Linked DNA regions of Mus musculus: region 1 is linked to region 2. The links are chromatin loops, found by intact Hi-C in ENCODE. Cell type or tissue: heart. All regions are shown on one strand. Links, peaks and the distances in the headings refer to the core of each region. The heading gives the core; the rest is flanking DNA.

Region 1 (9,782 bases), core at 4,746-9,745, 110 kb after region 2:
ATCACCAAGCCGTAGCCTTCATCCCATAGCTGGAGTCCAGAGCTCACACCACAATTTTGGAATCTGAAGCTCCAAACACCTCGCGACCTCTTTTTAAAGATTTATTACTCTCTCAAGCGTTTGGAAACTGCAGTTTTGACAACGTAGACCAAGGGTGATTTTTGCCAAGGTCACCTTGAGTCAATTGACTCTTCAAACCCTTGGGATTTCTGCCATGGAATGCAGCTCTTTCAGGGGAAAGTTAACTTCTAGATGGAGGAACTTGCGCCTTTGCTCTTGAGCTGGTTGTTTGTTTTGTTTTTGTTTTTGAACACACTGACAAGCCTTACTTGCCCTTCGTGGAAATGCTCAGTGGCTGGTATTATGTTCATACCAAAGGTGGAGACAGGATGTACCAAGTCCGTGGCCACTGGACTTCTGATATCCAAGCTATGGCATCAAAAGAGAAGGAACATTTATTTTATGGGTGTGATTAGGTCAGGACCGCTATATCTCATGCATTGAGTTTTCAGTAATTTTAACAAAGGCAGCTAGCTTATTGGGGGGAAAATTAAAATAAGATAAAGGTTTGATGGTGGTGCTCTGAACGAAACTGCCATCTACATTTTTCTTATTGCTGATCTCTCTCTTTCTCTCTCTCTCTCTTTCCTATATGGGGTCTTACTCTGCTGCCCAGTATAGCCCTGAGCTTATGGGCTAATGGGATCCTCCTGCCTTAGCTGCCCACGTAGCTGGGACCACAGTCAGGCACTATCATGGCAGTTGTTTTTAAACTATCTTGTTTCAGAAAACCTGAAACCTGGGCAGCAGCAGTCCTCCCTACAAATGCTGTCCCCAGGCCGATCTGGCCTCACGGTCCACAAGCAGACTCCCTGGAAGACAAAAGGACGCATGATCTGAACAGGAGTTGAGCCCCTTTGTTAAAGCTCTGCCTCCAGGCTTTGGGTATATATAGCTGTGTTTAAGAAGGAGATATAGTTCTACGAAAAATATATAAATTATATATATATGTATAGACATATATATACAAATACATACATACTTAAGGAGAGAGAGAGAGAGAGAGAAAGAGAGAGAGAGAGAGAGAATGAATGAGAACTGAAGACTTGGCCTGCCTTGCGGGATCCACATACACATATTGTCCACTTATAAAGGATGGGTTCCTTACTCTACATACATAAACTCAGGTGTTTATGTATAACACTTTTGTGTGTGATGCTAGAAATCAGACCCAGGGCCTCTTGCATGCTAGGCAGGTTTCCCACCACTGAGCTACAACTCCAGCCCCCACCTCGCACTCTGGTTCCCAGCATTGGGCGTATTTTAGTACTTTCGATCTTTCGATGCTGTCTTAAAAATGAAGATTCTTTAAGGTTGGGTAGAAAGGTGGCCTTTCTTACTTCTAAGCATTTTAAACTTTAAGCCTGTCATTAACTCACCCAGACCTTGATATAAGATAACCAACTTCCCACTGAGGGCAAAAATGAAAATAAAGGGACCATTGTAATAGGCTGAGATAAAGGGATGGGTGTGAAGGAATATTAATGCAGTTAGTTCTGAGAGGAGCAGTTGTTTGTGTGATAGTGGTCTTCTATGTGTTCCTGTTTGGGAGTCGTATTTGCTGTGGATCTAGTGGGGAGGTGTCGCCCTTTTTTTTACGACGCATTCCAGTTGTACCCATAAGACATCTTCAAAGCCTGTATTTTAACAACTTTTGTGACATATTTAAAAATAATTATTGTAGAGTGAATTTATCACTCCAGATCAGGGACACCTAAGTTAATTTCAAATGAAGTTAACTAATTTATTTTATTTACATTTCTAAGGAAAAACTGGGTCTGTGGTTTAAGATATAGAGTAACTTTTGGGTGGTAAAGACGCCCTCCTGAAAAGTAATCATTTGGTTTGAAGTCACTTTATTTATTACGTAGATCCTGTGCTTCCCTCTTGGGATCTCATTCATAGACCATGTCTGAAGATTTGGGCATGAAAAGAACCTGGGAAAATTACCTCAAAAAATGTGTGGAAACTGAAAATGGACTCTGTATCTTTGCCAACAAAAAGGTAACAGTAATTTCAACATGAAATGTTGACTCCAGTCACGAAATGCAAGACTCTGTTCCCCCAAGTCCTGTGGTGTAATGACTGTAACTGTCTCGGGTTTTCCAAAAAGCCTGTAGTGTTGTAACTATCCCAGGGTCTTATCCAGAGAGACTTAGGAGGTAAGGAGCGGTAGACCATCTCAAAGGTACAGTTGGAGTTTTTGTAATTTATATTTGCCCTGCTGGAGCTGGGCGTGGGAGTGCACACCTTTAATCCCGCGCTTGGAAGGTTGAGACAGGATTCTCTTTGAGTTGGAGGCCGGCCGCTCCTACAAAGAGTTCAAGGACTGCTAGGGCTATACACAGAGAACCCCTGACTTGAAAAAACTACACAAGTAAATAAATAAATTTGATCTGTTGGATTCTCTTTAATGTGAGCCAGCAAGGTATCTCCCCTCTTCTCAGGAATAACCCAGTGATTAAAATAAAGCCAATCACTGAAGGAATGTTGGTTTTATGCCAGTTATTTTTAACTTTTAAAATATACAGAGGAAAATACTCTTGAAGGACCTTTTCATCTCTTTCTCTTTTTTTGGTCCTTATATGAAATAAGTAGATCTCAGAACATACACCATCACTATTCTAAGATCAGGTATTTTATGAATTTATCCCGAGGTGACAGAAGAGATGGCAGAGTATAATCCCTCTGACAGCCCAATCTGGGAAACATGTGGCCAAGGTTTCTATGGTGATCTCTCCCTCCCAGACACATTGACACTGTAGACTGCATTCATTACAGCGGGAATATTTTGAAGTGGGTTGGATGTATATTTTTTTTTTTACATTTTTATTGTTTAGTTTGTGCCCAGAAAAATGGTTATTTCATCATGTAACATTCCTATTTTTCTGGAAAGACTTTTCTGTTTTGATGTTCTTGAATTATTTTCTGACCTGGAATTATCCTTTCAAAAAAAATTCTTAAAAGATGTAGAGCTAAAAAGTACCTAATGAGAAGCTGAAGCTGGCCCATTGGTTGAAAGTATTGATTCTATCTTGTTATTTAAATGTGAACATTTATTGTATATTCAGTGAGTTATAGTGTTAATAGTCTTGTGCTACACAGCAGGTGTAAAAAATTAATAAATATTTTTTTAATAAGCATGTTTCTTTCTTGTGCATGTATACAGAGGGACCACTGATATGGTTAAATATTTCCTTTTAAATCTTGCACAAGCCATTCTGGTCTGCATAGTGATTTCTAGGTTAGTCTAAGCTACAGGGTGAATCCCTGTGTCCTCAGAATAGTGCACTTTGCTTTCTGGTTCTCAGTGGCTTACTTAAGAACCTTGGAGATGGTCTCGCCATCTTCCTTCTAACATGTACAAAGTCAAACAAACGGAAAACGGCACTGTTTCTGCGAAGGACACAAATTCTGCTCCCAGTATCCTCCTCTTTGGGTGACTCATGGCCACTTGTTACTGGAGTTTCAGGGATCTGATGCCTCTGACCTTCTCAGGCACCTGTTCACACACACACACACACACACACACACACACACATATATACACACATACACAATTTCAAAATCCCAGGGGATCCAGTCATTGGGGAAGGAAAGGTCCTACGATTTTTTGAGTTTAATCAGATTCGCTGATAAAGATTCCCTGTGACCCTGGCAGAGGGAGAGGCTAAGAAATCACTATGAAATACAGCAGAGAACCTTATTTTATAGCTCAGGGGAAACTAGTTAACCAAAGCCTAACCTGCAGAGTTTCTCAGAGCCTTGCTGAACTGGGGGAATGGAATGCTCAAATCAGCCGCCTGTAGCCATCCATTGAGTATGAGAAGCATTGGAGAAGGCCACTGCTGAGACTCATATGCTCACTGAAGAAATCAAGACCAAATGATAGGGCCCTAGAGCACTTCCACTTCTCTGTCCGCTAAAGGCCTGTCTCTAGAAAATGTTAACCAGTTCTCTCTGTTCAGCTGTAAGAAGAAATGGAATGGGCTAGAGATAGAGCTCAATGGTAGAGCACTTGCCTAGTGGAGGGACTCTGACCAGCTGGAACACGGTGAGCCAAGTTCTGGCATGCCTTGCCCTTCTTCCCATTCCCTCTGCCTTGCTAAAACCCCTTAGATTACATTCCTAGAGCTAACTGCCAAGGGTTATCCTCTTATTTGGCCATCTCCTCCTGAGGCTGACTACCAAGATCCAGGTATTGATGTCCAGCAATCAAAAGTCCCCTTTGGCTCATCTAATTTAACATGCCCAATTAAAATTAAACTCCTCCTCCTTACATGGGGTTCCCCCCCCCCCTTTATCTTTATAAACTAGCATTTCTGTATGTGCTAAGACTGTCTCCTTGGGGCTGAAGAGATGGCTCAGCAGTTAAGAGCACTGACTGCTCTTCTGAAGGTCCTGAGTTCAAATCTCAGTTACTACATGGTGGCTTACAACCATCCGTAATGAGATCTGATGCCCTCTTCTGGTGTGTCTGAAGATAGCTACAGTGTACTTACATATAATAATAAATAAATAAATCTAAAAATAATAAAAATAAAAGACTGTCTCCTCTCTCCAGAGGCAGTCCTTTGTCTCCCTTTGGGACAAATCTCTCTCTCCCTTATCTCCTTCTCCTTCATCCTCTATTACTTGACTTTGTCTCTTATTCTCAGCCCTTGGTCCCTCTGAGGTAAATAATCTCCTTTGTGCTGAGAACTTGATCTTGGGGGTCCGGAGCTAATACTGATCCTTAGGATATATGTGGCCCCATGTGTGCACTGTAAAATAAAACGAAAATTATAGGGCAAAAAAACAAATGAAACCAACCAACCAGCCAGCCAACCAGCCAAAACACAAAAACAAAAGCCTCACAGCTTAAAGGTATTTACCATCAAGACAGAATTCAAGACAGTGAGAGCAAGAAAGAGATGGAGAGGCAGACCCAGGGAAAAAATGTTTTCAGATTATGTGTCTAATAAAGGACTGTTAGCCAGAGTACACAAAGAAGAAAAAGAAACAAACAGTCCTAGTGAGAACTGGCATGAAGATTTCTTCATAAAGAATATACACAAATAAATGAACATGTGAAAGTATGCTCCACATGTTAGCACCAGGGAAGTTCAAATTAATATTTAAACAATACAAGCTTTCAGGGTGCAGCTCAGTGGCAGAGTGCCTGCATTCCGTCCCTACTACCAGAACCAGACCATAATATTTACTATCTAGTTGGAAAAAAGATGCAATCTCTGCCAAGTGTGGCGGCATTCATGATAATGCCAGTACTTGGAGGTCTAAAGCAGGAACGTGGCAAGTTTGATGGCTAAGTGATGGAGACACTTAAAACATCAGTGTTTGTGGGTGGGAGGGAGAAGGGGAGGGGAATTGTAAGGATGAGTAGGTTAATTTTTGGGTGGACAGTGAAACAATATTACATAGATCTGTCAGTTATTTGAAATATGTAGGGCTGGTGAGATGGCTCAGTGGGTAAGAGCACCCGACTGCTCTTCCGAAGGTCCGGAGTTCAAATCCCAGCAACCACATGGTGGCTCACAACCATCCATAACGAGATCTGACTCCTTCTTCTGGAGTGTCTGAAGACAGCTACAGTGTACTTACATATAATAAATAAATAAATAAATAAATCTTAAAAAAAAAGAATAAGTTTATTTAAAAAAAAAAGGGGGGGGGGCTGGTGAGATGGCTCAGTGGGTAAGGGCACCCGACTGCTCTTCCGAAGGTCCGAAGTTCAAATCTCAGCAACCACATGGTGGCTCACAACCACCCGTAATGAGATCTGATGCCCTCTTCTGGTGTATCTGAAGACAACTACAGTGTACTTACATATAATAAATAAATAAATCTTAAAAAAAAAAAGAAATATGTATCACTTGTGGGTGAAGAGTATGTGTGTGTGTGGGGGGGGCGGGGGTTGAGGTAAACCTATGCTTTGTTAAATTTTGTATGACCCTAAAACTGCTCTAAGAACAAGGGCTAATGAAAATGGCAGTTTGTAATGTTTTAATGCTCTCCTGTCTGGTCACCCAGAGTGACGCTGCACTGCCATTTCTAATTGGTGGTTTCTAATTCCAACAGGATCCAAGGACATCTTTTTTGTTTGTTTTTTGTTTTCTTCGAGACAGGGTTTATCTGTATAGCCCAGGCTGTCCTGGAACTCACTTTGTAGACCAGACTGGCCTTGAACTCAGAAATCCACCTGCCTCTGCCTCTCTGCCTCTCTGCCTCTCTGCCTCTCTGCCTCTCTGCCTCTCTGCCTCTCTGCCTCTCTGCCTCTCTGCCTCTCTGCCTCTCTGCCTCTCTGCCTCTCTGCCTCTGCCTACCTTCCGAGTGCTGGGATTAAAGGCTTGCGCCACCATGCCCCGCTGATCCAAGGACGCTTATAGAGTCAGTGGGTGTGTGTGCGCGTGCGCATGGGTGCAAAGATTTGGCTTTATTTGGAAAGCACTATTTTCCACTGAGAGAAGGACATGCCTGGCATGCCCTGCTCCCCTGACATGTTTATTAAACCGAAGGAACAGTGGCTAACCCACGCAGGACCAGAGGGTGAACTGTAGAATACTTGAGAAGACATTCTAAATAAGACGGTCTTAGAGAAAGAAGGCGTAATGATGAATCATAAGAGTAAGTTGTCGATGTTTTCACTTTCTGCAAGTTGTGCGGACTTGGAGACATGGGTTAGAGTCTGTGTTATATTTCCCAACCTTCAAGACTGCAAGAGGTCCTCCACTGTCTGGTGGCCTCAGCAAAGCCTTCCCGACAGAGTGGTGGTGTCTAACAGTTTTCTTCTGCAGGGAAGCTCTTTAAACAACTCAAGAAAAGCTCTTTAAGCAACTCAAAATAGCTTCAGGAAGTCCCCGAAACGGATCAGATTCTTTAGGCTCCTCTCTGCCAGAATAAACGATAAAAGCTGAGAGACCTTCTCAGATGGAAGGACGCTAAACTGAGGATTCTGAGTTGGGGAAAAAGCTACAAAGTCGACTCTGAGGCCAGACCAGCTACCTGGAGGCAGCAGAAACCAGCTGAGCTGCCTGGAAAGGTGTAGACCAACTGAGGCACCTGGAAAGGACTCATTGCAACCTGTTGAGCTGCTTGTAGGCTGTGCAGTGTTTCAGGTTCCCAGCTTTTGTGAGTTGTCACTCATGCTGGGGTGAGCCTTGGTTTTTCAGCTAAGTCATTTCTGCTCTTGTTAAGTAAACCCTCACCCATATGCCTGCAAGTAATCCCAATAGTAGTTCACCAAGTTGGACTTGGGTGGTCTCGGTATTTTGATTTGTCGTGTTGAGTATCCCCTGGAAAAATTTTGTCACACAAGAAGTGGTGGTTAGCACGGTGCCTGTCAGACTGTGCTCTTGCTTCGCAGCTGACAAAAGGCGACATCGCTCTATCCTCCAAAGCTCCTGAGCCAGGAGAACCCCGCACAGAATGGATCGTGCCTTCTCCGCACCGACGTAGCTTGTGGCACCAGACGCGTCGGGGCGGTTCAGGTGCTGCCACAGGCTCCGCCCCTGCCCGTCCTGCCCAATACGCTCCGCCCCGCCGTTAGGTTTCGCCCCACAGGTCCCGCCCCTTCCGCTGCCGGAGCCCGGAACGTGCGCGTACCCAGACGCCTTGCGGGAGCGAGCGCGTTTCGGAGCCCACGGCCCGACGAACCCCGGGTGAGACCCGCGGACTCTGCTGAGGTGAGGGCGGGCCCAGGCGTCGGGTTTGGTGGGTGCCGGGGGAAGGGGAGAAGCGGGGAGAAAGGGAGAAGCGGGGCGTTGCCGTGGGCACGCGGCGGGCCCCACGCGTGGCGTGCGGCTGCCGGGTGGGCGAGGGTTAGGGGGAGGACGTGTGGGGGAGGGGCGGGCCGCGGCGCGCTGCGCGCAGGTGGGGCTGGCGACGTGGGGCTGCGGTCCGAGGTCCTTGCTTGCTGGTTGCTCGCGAGGGTCTAGAGGGTGGGCTAGCCCAGGTGCAGAGAAGAGGCCTTCCTGGTCTAGCGAAGCAGCCCGGGACACCCCCAACACTTAGAAATCGGCAGCTTCCGGGGTTCCGGCTCGCTAGCAGCGCCCCTGTTTTTGTATTTTGAGTTCTTGTGCAGAATAAGTGGCAAGGCAGCGGTTGTCGCTAGATAATTATGTGTAGCTTAATCAACCGCCGGTATTGGAAGCAGCTTCTGAGTGAGTTGTGTACATTGTGCACCTGTCAGATGAGGTAACTGGCTTTGCACGCTGTCTATGCCACTTACGCTAAGAGGAGTTTATTCTAAGCATCAGGTTGCCTCTGTCTGTCGGTCTGCCTGCCGGCCTTCCTTCCTTTCTTTTTTTCTTTCTTTTTTTTAAGTTTTGTTACGTGCAGGTGTCTTGCTCCTTTCTCACTTTCACTCAGTTATTTAGGCGCTACATGCGTGCAGGATGTCCTCAATTCTCTGTGTGCTGACGATGAGCGCGCACAGTTACCTGGGGACCACACAGCTGTGTCCATGTAACACTCGCCGTATCTTTCCTTGATCTGAAATACTGTCAGAACGTGAAATCATTTTGCAGAAAAGAGCTTCCATTCTAGGTATATTACAGACTTACCCATTATCATTTGAGAACTTGGGAAGTGGGAAGGATCTTCACTGTTAATGTAAGCTCACTTAGCTGGAGATTCCCTTTAAGATCCTAAGAGAAAAGAAAGGTAGGAAGGGCCTGGTCCAACTCCTCCTTAACTACAGGTAAGGAGCCTGACACCTGGTGAGGTAAGATGTCACAGATAGTGACGGCCCCAGGGTAGAATCTGGTTGCTCTTCCCACTTTTGTGGGCTTGTTGGTCTGTTTGTCAGTAATAGTGATAAGAGTCCAGTACATGTAGAGCAGCTGGGTCATGACCCTTTTGGAGTGGGGGTTGAGTGACCTTTTCAGACTGATCATCTAAGACCATTGAAGAACACAGATATTTACATTACAAGTCGTAACAGCAAAATTGCAGCTATGAAGTAGCAACAGAAGCGGTTTCATGGTTGGGAGGTGGGTCACCACAACTCGAAGGCCGTAGCATTGGGAAGGCTGGGAACCACTGAGGTACAGCGGTGAGTTCCAGTTCACTGTGCCTTAGCACTGTTCAGAACCGTGGCCTCAGCTTCATACTGATTCCAGCTTTGGGAAATGCTTGCATTAACTTACATGGATCTGAAGGTCAGATTGGCCACTGACAGCTAATAACAGTCTGGTGATTGGAGCCCTAGGAATTTATGTGGATGAATAAAATCATATCAGGTGTTTACAGTTTAAACTGAGAGTATGTAAGAAGTATTGTATATGATATTAACATCTGCAGGCAAGCCAACCAAGAGTTGGGTAAGCGATTTCCAAGCTTTGATCTTCAGTTAGTACCTGTATAATAGGTATAATAAGCACAGCTGTAAGAATTACTTGAAAACTGGGATACAGAATGGGACCCTACCCCCTGCTTTAAAAAACAAGACTTGAGAGATAATTTATATAAGTTAGTATCTGAGTTTACTAATGTTAATGGCTTTTTAAAAACAATCTTAAATTAAAAATACCATCAGCGTGTGTGTGTGCGTGCGCGCGTGCGTGCGTGCGTGCGTGCGTGCGTGCGGATATCCATAGCACTCCTCTGGAGGTTCTTTCCTTCTGCTGTGGGTCTCGGGATCAAGCTCAGGTCATTGTGTGGCACACACTCTTACCCACTAAGGTGTCTTGCCAATCCTGCCTGTGGATTTATAATGGTTCAAA
Region 2 (9,782 bases), core at 3,012-8,011:
ACTTTTAGAAGAGCGACTATGATCACGCTGCTCTGAGCGCGCCATTCAGAGTTTGAGCTGCTGATGCGGCAGTTTTCAAGTTTGTGTGATGCCCGAAGCTAAGGGAAAAAAACTCTGAAGAAATTCAGTTACAATGTCAACTGAGAGTGTCGGAACCTGGCAGAGATGGGGTTGGCCGTGGACCCCAACAGGGCGGTTCCCCTCCGTAAGAGGAAGGTAAAGGCCATGGAGGTAGACACGGAGGAGAGACCCAAGGATCTTGTACGGAAGCCCTGTGTGGTAAAGGACCTGGAGGCAGAAGCCAGCCTCCCAGAGAAGAAAGGAAGTACCTTGTCTCTGGACCTCCTTATTGACTATGTTCATTATATGGTGGAGAATCATGAGGAGGACGATAAGGCCATGGCCCGGGATAAGAAGAATTACTATCAAGAAACCCCAAAACGGATTCCGAATAAGGTTGATGTGTATAAGCCCTTTTACCCAATGGAATGCCAAGCCTTTATCGATGATTCTTTGCAGAATAAGAAGATGGGGGTAGACTGAATGGTACACATCCCCAGACCTAAGTCTGCTAGACCAACGAATCCAAACCCAGGCAAGGGATGTATAGTTTCAGATGATGCTGGCAAAGTCCTATGTGTTGAGAAAGAGGCCCGGCAGTGGTGGCACACACCTTTAATCCCAGCACTTGGGAGGCAGAGACAGGCAGATTTCTGAGTTCGAGGCTAGCCTGGTCTACAGAGTGAGTTCCAGGACAGCCAAGGTTATACAGAGAAACCCTGTCTCGAAAAACCAAAAAATAAAATAAAATAAAAAATTAAAAATTAGAGAGAGAGAGAGGGAGAGAGAAGAATATGTTCTGGTGGGTGCCAGCCCATGCCAAGGCATCCCTTCCCCCTGGGAGACCAGTCACACACTGGTATAGTATAAAATAGAGTTTATTTGGGGCATGGGGAGGGGAATTAAGAGAGTAGTAGAAGCAGAGAAAGGCAGAGAAAAGGAGAGAGTAGAGAAGTGGAGGTGGGCCATGACCATGTGTGGGGGGGAGGGGAGCAAGGGGGGCAAGATGTAAGAGAGAGAGGCAAGAGACAAAGAGAGGCAACGAGAGAGGGGAGGGGACAAGCATCCACTTTTATAGGGCCAGGCCTACCTTGCTATTGCCAATTATCTTTGGGGGTGGAGTCCAGACAGAATACCAACACTATGGAGTCAGTTTTTACATGCACACTGTTTCTGTCTCTCTGCCCAACCCCCTCCTTCCTTCTGGAGAAGGAATTCTGTTTTCTTTTTGTTTTTTGAGAGAGAGAGCATCTTTCTAATAGCCTTAGCTATTCTAGAACTCTCTCTGTAGACCAGCTTGGTCTTGAACTCACAGAGATCCACCTGACTCTGCCTCCCAAGTGCTGGGACTAAAGGCATGCGCCACCACCACCTGGAGAAGGAACTCTGTTGAGGCCATGGTTTATGTTCTGTTGGGAGCTTATAGAAAGCCAGGGCCTGCTGTTCTGTGTTCAGAAGTGATGCTCTATTTCAATATGTTCTGTATGAGATATAAGAGTATTTCACCTGTGTGTGTGTGTGTGGGGGGGGGGGCTTTTAGGCTATCTTCACAGACTGGAATGTTCCCTCAAACTGTAACATGGCTGGTCTTTTTGCCTTTTTCTAGTCCCCATTCTTATTAGTATTTTATGAGGACTTCTTGTTAAAAGTGCATATGTGTGTGTGTGTGTAAAAGTATATATGTGTGTCATTTATGGACACTGGAGGACAACCTTGAATGCCTTCTTTAGGAATGTCATTTATGTCTTTTGAGACAGGGTTTCTCATTAGTTTGCAGCTCATCAGAGAGTCCAGGAATGAATGAATTCCCCTGCATTCTTGTCCCCACAGCTGGAATTATGATCATATACTACCATGTCTGGCTTTTATGATGGCACTGGGTATCTTTTATGAGGGCATTGGGAATTAAGTTCAGGCCCCTATTTTTGCAGAGAAAATCCTCTATCAACAGAGCCATTGTCCAGATGGCATAGTGGCACATACTTTCGTTCCCAGCACTGGGGAGGCAGAAGCAGTAGGATCTCTGTGAGTTTGAGGCCAACCTGTTCTACACAGGGAGTTCTAGGCCAGCTACATACATAGCTACCTTGTTCCAGAAGGGGAACAAAGGTGGAACAAAAACAAAACAACCAACCAAATAATAGAAACCCAAACAACCAAACAAAAACTAAACAGATCTGGGGACTTTGGGGCACGCATTTCAACAGTTGGCATCCCTATCCTTTCCATTTCCCTGCATTATTTCCTTTGTCACACCATCCCTTGGAATTATCTGGGAACTTTGTTCTTGCCTCCGTTTAACTGGAAGCTTAATGACATCGCTTTTTCTGTTCTCTCCCATCTTCATTGCTTAGAACAGTGTCTGGCTCATGGCACACATGCATGCTTCCTGCACAGAAAATTTTAGTATGTATACAATCAAATAAATAAATAAATAAATAAATAAGCAAGCAAGCCTTTTGAGACGTCAGACAGTTGAAGAGTTGGTAGGCTTGCGCATCACTGAAGTACTTGTGCCTATCAAAGCTTTAGAACAGGCCAGATAGCACAGGCCTTTAATTCTGGCTACCCTGAAAGCTACAGAGTGAGTTCAAGACCAGCCCGGGTAACTTAATGAGACCCTACCTGAAAATTAAAAATCAGAAAGAGGGCAGGGCTATGGCTCAGTGGAAAGGCACTTGCCTGCTAGGTCTCCTGTACTGTAGGTATGAGATGTCTTAGGGCTAGGGAGATAATGAAGGAGCACATAACCCAGAACCCACATAAAAAGCATGACATGGGGTGGGGCAGTGGAAGCACACACCTTTAGTCCTGGCACTCACAGGAGACAGAGGTAGGTGGATGTCTGTGAGTTTGAGGCTAGCCTGGTCTATACAGAGAGTTCCAGGACACCCGGGACTATACCCAGAAACCTACCTTGAAAACACAACACAACAAAACAAAACACAAAAGCATGACTTATGTGTGTCTGCTTGTAATCCTCAGCACCGGAGAGACAGAGACAGCAGTGAGCCTTGGGACTCACTCACCAGACTGCCTAGCTGAATCTCTAAGGACCAGTCCCAGGAAGAAAACCTACTTTAAAAAATAAGATAGGTAGCTATCCTGAGGAACAAGAGCTGAAGCTGACCTCTGGCTTCTATATGCACCCCTGCACATAAACTATGGAGTGCACACACACACATTCACAAATGAAAAAAATAAAAATGGAAGGACATGACCCCTTCTAGGTATGTTAGAGAAAGTTTATTGTAGATAAAAGGGAGGGGCAGAGACATCTGGGAGAGTTCAGAGGTGGGTAGCCTGGGCCAGGAGACTGGCCAAGAGAGTAAAGGTGGACCAAAAAGGATTGGTAACCAAAACAGCTGGATTATATGGGCAGAAGAGCAGCTGGAGGAAGGGCAACCCAGCCTCGAGGTTGGAGTTTAGGGTAGGGGCAGGGGTATGCCAACCATATCACATAACAGGTAGGGACTGAAAGATGCAGGCAGAACATGGTGGCCACTGTCTGCTTTGATACATTAATGAGCGCCTCAGCCATTTGTTCTGGGTTTGAGACCTAACAGTGCACCCGTGTACACACATGTACATGTATGTACACAAACAGGAATGAAGACAACTGCAAAGAAGACATTCCTAAGACATTAGGAAAAAGAAATATATAGAAATAAAAATTGGCTTCATCTATCACAGTAACTTTATTCTGGTTATAAAAAAGAAGGTTTTTAGAGCATTTACTTATGTCCCAGTTAGATAGGTAGTCTCGTTTCTCCTGTTGAGTTTTCTTTCTTGTCATCTCTGATAACCTGACCTCTGGGACTCTTAATCCATCAGAGAAGATATAATACTGTTAAATCTCAAAAGGATCTCTAGAGGCCATGGGTGCAGGGCATGGCAGCCTTCCAAGGCCATAGAGGACCCATCTACCTCTGGCAATCATTCCAGAGACTTTTCTGGCTACTATAAAACATTCCAGAAGCACATGGCTTCTTTTTAATAGATCCAAAGAGGAGACACCAGTGCTGCACGTGACAAATGCGAGCCCGGCTCATCTGTCTCCCTTTCATGATTTCTTTTCTACTGGGTTCAGCAGGGCCTGCTGACTGACGGCCTTGATTCCACGTCCTGCTCCCAAGTCTACAGAAGAACAAATCGTAGCTTCTTCCTTAAGTCCTGCCTCCCATGGCCAGCCGCCCTGTCTTTGAGTTTTAAAAACTGGCCTCAGCTTTTCACTGTTCTCAAGGCATTTAAACAAAGCTGTAGGCAATATAGTCGAATGGACTTTAGTATTTCTCCCTGTGGATGTTTGCTATCCTCGAGTCTTTTGTTTCCTGGTATTTCTTTTTTTTCTTGGCTAGCCAGTAGTTTTGTACGGGGGTTTGTTTTGGAACCTGAATTTTGTTGTATACTGCTGGCTGGCCTGGAACTGTGTATGCCTCAAACAAGTCTGCCTTTGCACTCAGGAACTGGGACTAGGAGTTTGGGTTATCTTGCTGTCTCTCTGAAGGCTTTAATATCACTAACATTTCTGTTTCTTAAAGTTCTAGTCAGTGTTGGAAGAGAATTTTAAAGTATGATCTCATTTAACCTTCAAAGCAACACAGCAAAGTACAGGTCATGGGCAATGAAAATATTCCCTGCAGACACAAAGAGCGAAGGTCTCTGGCCTTTGGTTGCCATTCCTGTTTTCAGTCGGGGAGTTCCCAGTTTGTCTCATTTCAAAGCCTGAGCTTGTTTCTACACACCTGGCTGAACTTTGAGAAGGCAGTCTTTAGGGACAGTATGATGTGGATGTCCTAAGTTAAGAAAGAAGGGAGTTCTGTCATTTTTGTTTGTTTGTTTGTTTGTTTGTTCACTGTTGACTAAACCTCAACCAGTCCCAAGTAGCTTAAGCTGGCCTTAACTGCTCCTACTGCCTCCACCTTCCGGGTACACCACAACTCCAGGGTTATGTGGTGCTGGGGCTGGAGCACCGGACTTAGTGTGGTAGGCAAGCACTCTGAGACACATCCTCACTCCGATTGCTTCTGAAAAACGCCTTTCCAGAATGGTAAATGGTGGAAAAGAGAGGGGTAGTGTAGGCGCTCTAAGGGGATGGCAAGGTCTGATGACCCAGTCCCCTTGTGTCTGGAAGGCTGATAGGCCACTCCTGGGCCCGCGGGCCGCAGTCTGTTTAACCGGTTTCTGTAGTCCCGGAAAGGCGTGTCCCAGTAGTGCCCCAGGCGCGCGCGTTCTGGGCAGGTCCGCCCTGGGGCGGGTATATGCACAGCCCACACCTCGAGAGCTTTCCAGGATCGGGACAGGTGGGCTGGGAACTCGGGTGTGCATTGGATCTCCCACAGCGGACGCTCAAGCATGCTGAACTGTGCCCCTTCACTTGCCCGCCAAGGTTCTTAGATGGGCCTTGACCCCGAATGCAAACAGTAGGGCTTTCTGATTGGCTTAGAGTACAAACGCAGGCGAGCACCGCCAGAGACCCGCTCTTCTATTGGGTTTTACACGAACTGCAGAGCACGAAATAAAGAGGCCTTCAGTCATTGGGCCATTGTGTGAGTCTCCTTTTGGCTTCTCTGCCGACTGAATTAGCGTCCCAGGATTTTCGTCATGACTCTTAAATCTGGGCTTGTCAATTCGGCCCAGCGTTCCCAGTCTCTAGGAACAGCATGGGACTTTCAGAGTTTAGCCAATCACATAACGTTGAGATCAGGTTGCCAGGCAGATTATGCTAATAAGACCCCGCCTTTTATGCTGCTCCCACTCTGCGGCGGGAAGAACCACCTGGAGGCGGCGGGGGGGTTTGATTTCCATCACCCCTAGGGAGAGAGGATCCGGGACCCGCTGATCTTCCAGCTCCCCTCACCCAACGTCGTGTAAGTACCTAAAGGATTAAGGGAACCGGATAAACCGGGGTCCAGAGGATCCCATCGCCTGGGAGAGTGTTTCGTCTTTGCTTAGTCCCACCCAAAATGGCGCCCAGCTCTTTCTGCGTCTCAGCGCCCGGCCGGGGCCAACCGACCGCGGACCCGGGTGGGGGGGGAACTGATGGTAGTGGTGGGGGGAGCAATCCCGGCGGCACCGCCCGATGGTACAGTCCAGCCGGGGCTGGGACGAGGCACCTCGCTCGGGGTGGGGGGTCAAACCATCTGCACCTTCTACGCGGAGAGGGGAGAGTCCCCTTCGGGAAGCCGTCCGGGCCCCGCGTCCAGCGTGGGCTTCGGCGCCGCCCGCCTCGACTCCCCGGCGCGCCGCCTGCCCCGTGCCCCCCGAACGGCTCGCCTGCCCGGCCGGCCGTGCGCTCCTCTCTCCCCTCCCGCGTTGGTTGGGCCGGGACGGCGGTTGGGCTGCCTGCGCGCCGGGCGGCGGTTGGGCGGGCGGGTGTCGGCCGGCCGGACCCGTGCGGGGGGTGGTGGCGCGCGCGGCCGTGGGTTCTCGTGCGGGTATCCCGGCCCGCGATTCCCAGCCACCCCGCCCGCAGAGGTGTGGGGATCGCCCCTGCGGGTCGGTCTGCAAACGCGATGGCGGGCTGGGTAGGGCGGAGGCCGAGGACCAAGAAAACTGGCGAGCGAGGCGGGTCTCTTAGGAGTCGGGCTCTCATTGAGCTAACGCTAAAACTAGGAAAGTCTGTAGCCAGGTTGAATTGGTACTAGGAAAAATGGCATAGTTGCGATCTGCCTTCCCGGTGTACGAAGGCTACTAAATTCGGGTGCCATTAATTTTAGCCTTGTTAGATGGATTAGTTGGATTTCAACCGATATATATGTGTGTGTACACTTAAGCCAGAGAGTAGGGGGTGGTTTTGTGGTGTCATTGATGAAATCCACCCAGCTAAAAATCCCATACCCTGAATTCTTAAGAGCCTGCCTGCACATCTTTCACTAATCTTGTGTTTAAGGGCAAATGTATCTACTTTTCATTAAAGCAAAAGGTACTCTTGATTAGCCTCGCTTTCTGACCTGTTCGCGCCACTGCAGCAGTAAGGTCTTTGTGGGCCCGAGGGTGTGCGGCATTACATTGTATTCTTTTGTACCCATCGCCTCCGCTGGGGCCACCACAATACCTTCTGCACCCATGAACTGTACTTATTTGTTGCTCTAGGACTGAAAAAACGAAATCGGGATTGGTTGGGGGCAAAGTAACATACAATGTTTGCGTCATCTAGTATATTTAGTAACTTCACTGGGTTTACTTTTTACAAAATGAGGCGAAATTGACACAAAATGAACTATTTTCAGGAGAACGACTTCCTCTGTCATTTAGTAGGTTTACATTTTTATTATGGATCAAGATTTTTTTTTTTTCCAACGGACTCAATTATTCCAATAACATACACCTTCTAGTTTTCCCTTAAGGTTTGTTTTTTTCCCCCCCAGATTAAGTCATTTTTACATTTTGTAATGATTTGTAACATTCCACCAAAAGCAATTTGTACATTGTATTGCAGACCTTGATGTAGGTGAGCATGACCAAGTGAGGCAAGCTGTGTCTTCAGACCCCCTAAATGCTTTTTATTTAGTGATTATGGAATGCCACTCCAGTATGACCTCAGAGTGCACTGGCCAATTTCCTTTTTAATATAAGTAACACATGATTATCATAGAAACAGCATAAGAACTAAAAAGCCCTAAAACATAATGACTAGATAAAATCCTTACTACTAATATTGGTGTGTTTTAGATCTTTGCATGCAAGGACAAATGTACACAAGATATTCGTGTGAGCACCTCCTGTGGCTTAATATCTGTTTTAAGTGTAGATGGGTGCTTAAATACTTCACTGGTGATTTGCCACACTCAGTCCTATGAACTAAAAGAGTCATTTTCTTCTTCATTTTACTTAAAACATTATTTTGAGACGTGCAGTGCTGGCTGGCTGGCCGGCCTGGAACTCTCAGAGCAGCTTGTGTCTGCTGGGATTAATGGAGATTAAAACCAAGCCCTGCTACTCCGGGTTTTGCTTTGTTCTTTTGAGACAGTCTCACTGTGCAGTTTTAGCTGGCCTGAAAAGATAGACCCAGGCTGGCCTGAAACGCAAGGACATCTGCCTGCTTCCACCTCCTGGGCTTAAAGGTGTGTATGCCAGTACATCTGGCTCCTTTTACTTTCTAAAAGCAAACCCTGGGTCAGTGAGAAGATGCTCAGCAGGTAAAGTTGTCTGCCTGGAAAGCCCAGTTCCCAGAGTTTGTTCTCAGGAACCCATATACTAGTGGAAGGAGAGAACTAACTCCACATTGTACACCTGGACCCCTATCCCGAACAATTAAAAAAAAGTTGGTATACACCTTTAATCTCAGCACTGGCGAGACATAAGCAGATCCATCTATAGAGCTGAGTTTCAGGACAGCCAGGCTACACAGAGAAACCAGCAAAACTTTGGGGCCAGTGGATTGGTGGATAAAGTGTCTGTTGTGTAAACATGAGGAACTGAATTCTAATTCCCAGTACCCTCATAAAAGCCAGTTACGTCACAGCATGTCTGTGACACAGCACTTGGGGGTGGAGACAGGCTGATCTTGGGGAGTTGGTGTTTCCCCCAGTTAGGCTAAGTGGGTTCATGAATGTCTCAGTTTTAGAAAGTAAGGTGGAGAGTATTCGAGAAAGATACTTGGTCTTTGGGCTCCCGGTATGCAGCCACAGGCCAGTAAACACACACACATACCCAGGAGTAAAAGCAAAAACAACAGAAAAGGATAGGCTTCTAGACACCAGGTAGAACTGACTGACCGGCCGAGAACCGAGGAGCACTGAGTTGTAATTTCCATTTCCTCAGTAGGCTTACACTTCACAGTAGTAAATACATGGTGACTGCAGGATTTCATTTGATAAAAAGATTATATGGTGAAAACTCGTAAGCATCTGGTTGTAGTTTATTTTAAACTTGAGTGCCATTCAGATGGTTACTGCCATTGAAATACATATTCTCCTAGAAGGGTAGACACTCGCAGTCCTGCTGTCTGCTTTCCTACATGCAGAACTTGTTTCTGTTTTTGATAGACACTCTGTCAGATTAACAAGTGGAAATTAAGCCTAGTGAGTTAAGAAAAGTGCAGCGAGCCGGGCGTGGTGGCTCACGCCTTTAATCCCAGCATTTGGGAGGCAGAGGCAGGTGGATTTCTGAGTTCGAGGCCAGCCTGGTCTACAGAGTGAGTTCCAGGACAGCCAGGGCTACACAGAGAAACCCTGTCTCAAAAAAGAAAAAAGAAAAAAAGAAAAGAATAGTGCAGCGTTAGGGCTGGGAATATGGCTCAGTGGCAGAGTTTGTCTGGGGTGTGTCATAGTGTGTAGGCCTTGAGTTCAGTTCCCAGTGCATGCCCCTCCCCCTACCACACAACCGCTTGGGCCAATCAGACTTTTGCAGAGTGGATCTACAGCAGTTCTCCTTGGGGCCAGGCGGGATAGGAGTGGGAGAGTGAAGAGGGTGCTTTGGTCCATACCAGAGACATTTTTCTACTGCTTTTGTGGTTGAGTTGAATCATCATATAAGTGGTAGAATGCTATCTGGTTCCTGTCCTTTTGAAATACCTTTGTAACGCCATGTTTAACTCATTTACTTCAGAATCGGAGTGAGGGGACTGGAGAGATGGCCCAGCTGCTAAAGGCACCTGGTACCAAACCTGAGGCCTGCACTCAGTCCCGAGACCCGAAAGGTGGAAGGAGAGAACTCACTTCAGGTTGTCCTCTGTACTGTCTTCCAGCATCAGGGTCTCTAAGGTTGTGACTTATTCA

What was found. Hi-C counts contacts between places; a loop is a spot of excess contacts. Peaks named below come from ENCODE experiments on the same cell type or tissue, not always from the same donor. Only the 100,000 strongest peaks of a DNase experiment are listed, where the experiment ranks them.
Region 1: it touches region 2 in a loop (3-fold over the local background); 1 of 42 quality-filtered maps calls a loop at or near these places.

What each region holds. Positions count from the first base shown.
Region 1 is chr9:31,378,529-31,388,310 of GRCm38, forward strand. Nfrkb (nuclear factor related to kappa B binding protein) reads left to right here and starts at 7,664. Exons shown (of 26, transcript NM_172766.3): 1 at 7,664-7,742. 1700023A20Rik (RIKEN cDNA 1700023A20 gene) reads right to left here and starts at 7,520. Exons shown (of 1, transcript NR_165167.1): 1 at 6,475-7,520. It overlaps Prdm10 (PR domain containing 10), which reads left to right. Exons shown (of 21, transcript NM_001368846.1): 21 at 1-3,203. The coding sequence ends at 15. In heart, for the core only: no CTCF peak of the experiment used is centred there; a DNase peak (open chromatin) is centred at 7,633; H3K4me3 peaks cover 2,179 bases; H3K27ac peaks cover 1,324 bases.
Region 2 is chr9:31,274,733-31,284,514 of GRCm38, forward strand. It overlaps Gm10910 (predicted gene 10910), which reads left to right and starts at 6,197. Exons shown (of 1, transcript NR_165839.1): 1 at 6,197-6,993. Gm7244 (predicted gene 7244) reads left to right here. Exons shown (of 2, transcript NM_001101597.2): 2 at 9-653. The coding sequence starts at 166. The coding sequence ends at 543. It also overlaps a transcript of Prdm10 not described here. In heart, for the core only: no CTCF peak of the experiment used is centred there; DNase peaks (open chromatin) are centred at 5,669, 6,109 and 6,399; H3K4me3 peaks cover 2,975 bases; H3K27ac peaks cover 3,700 bases.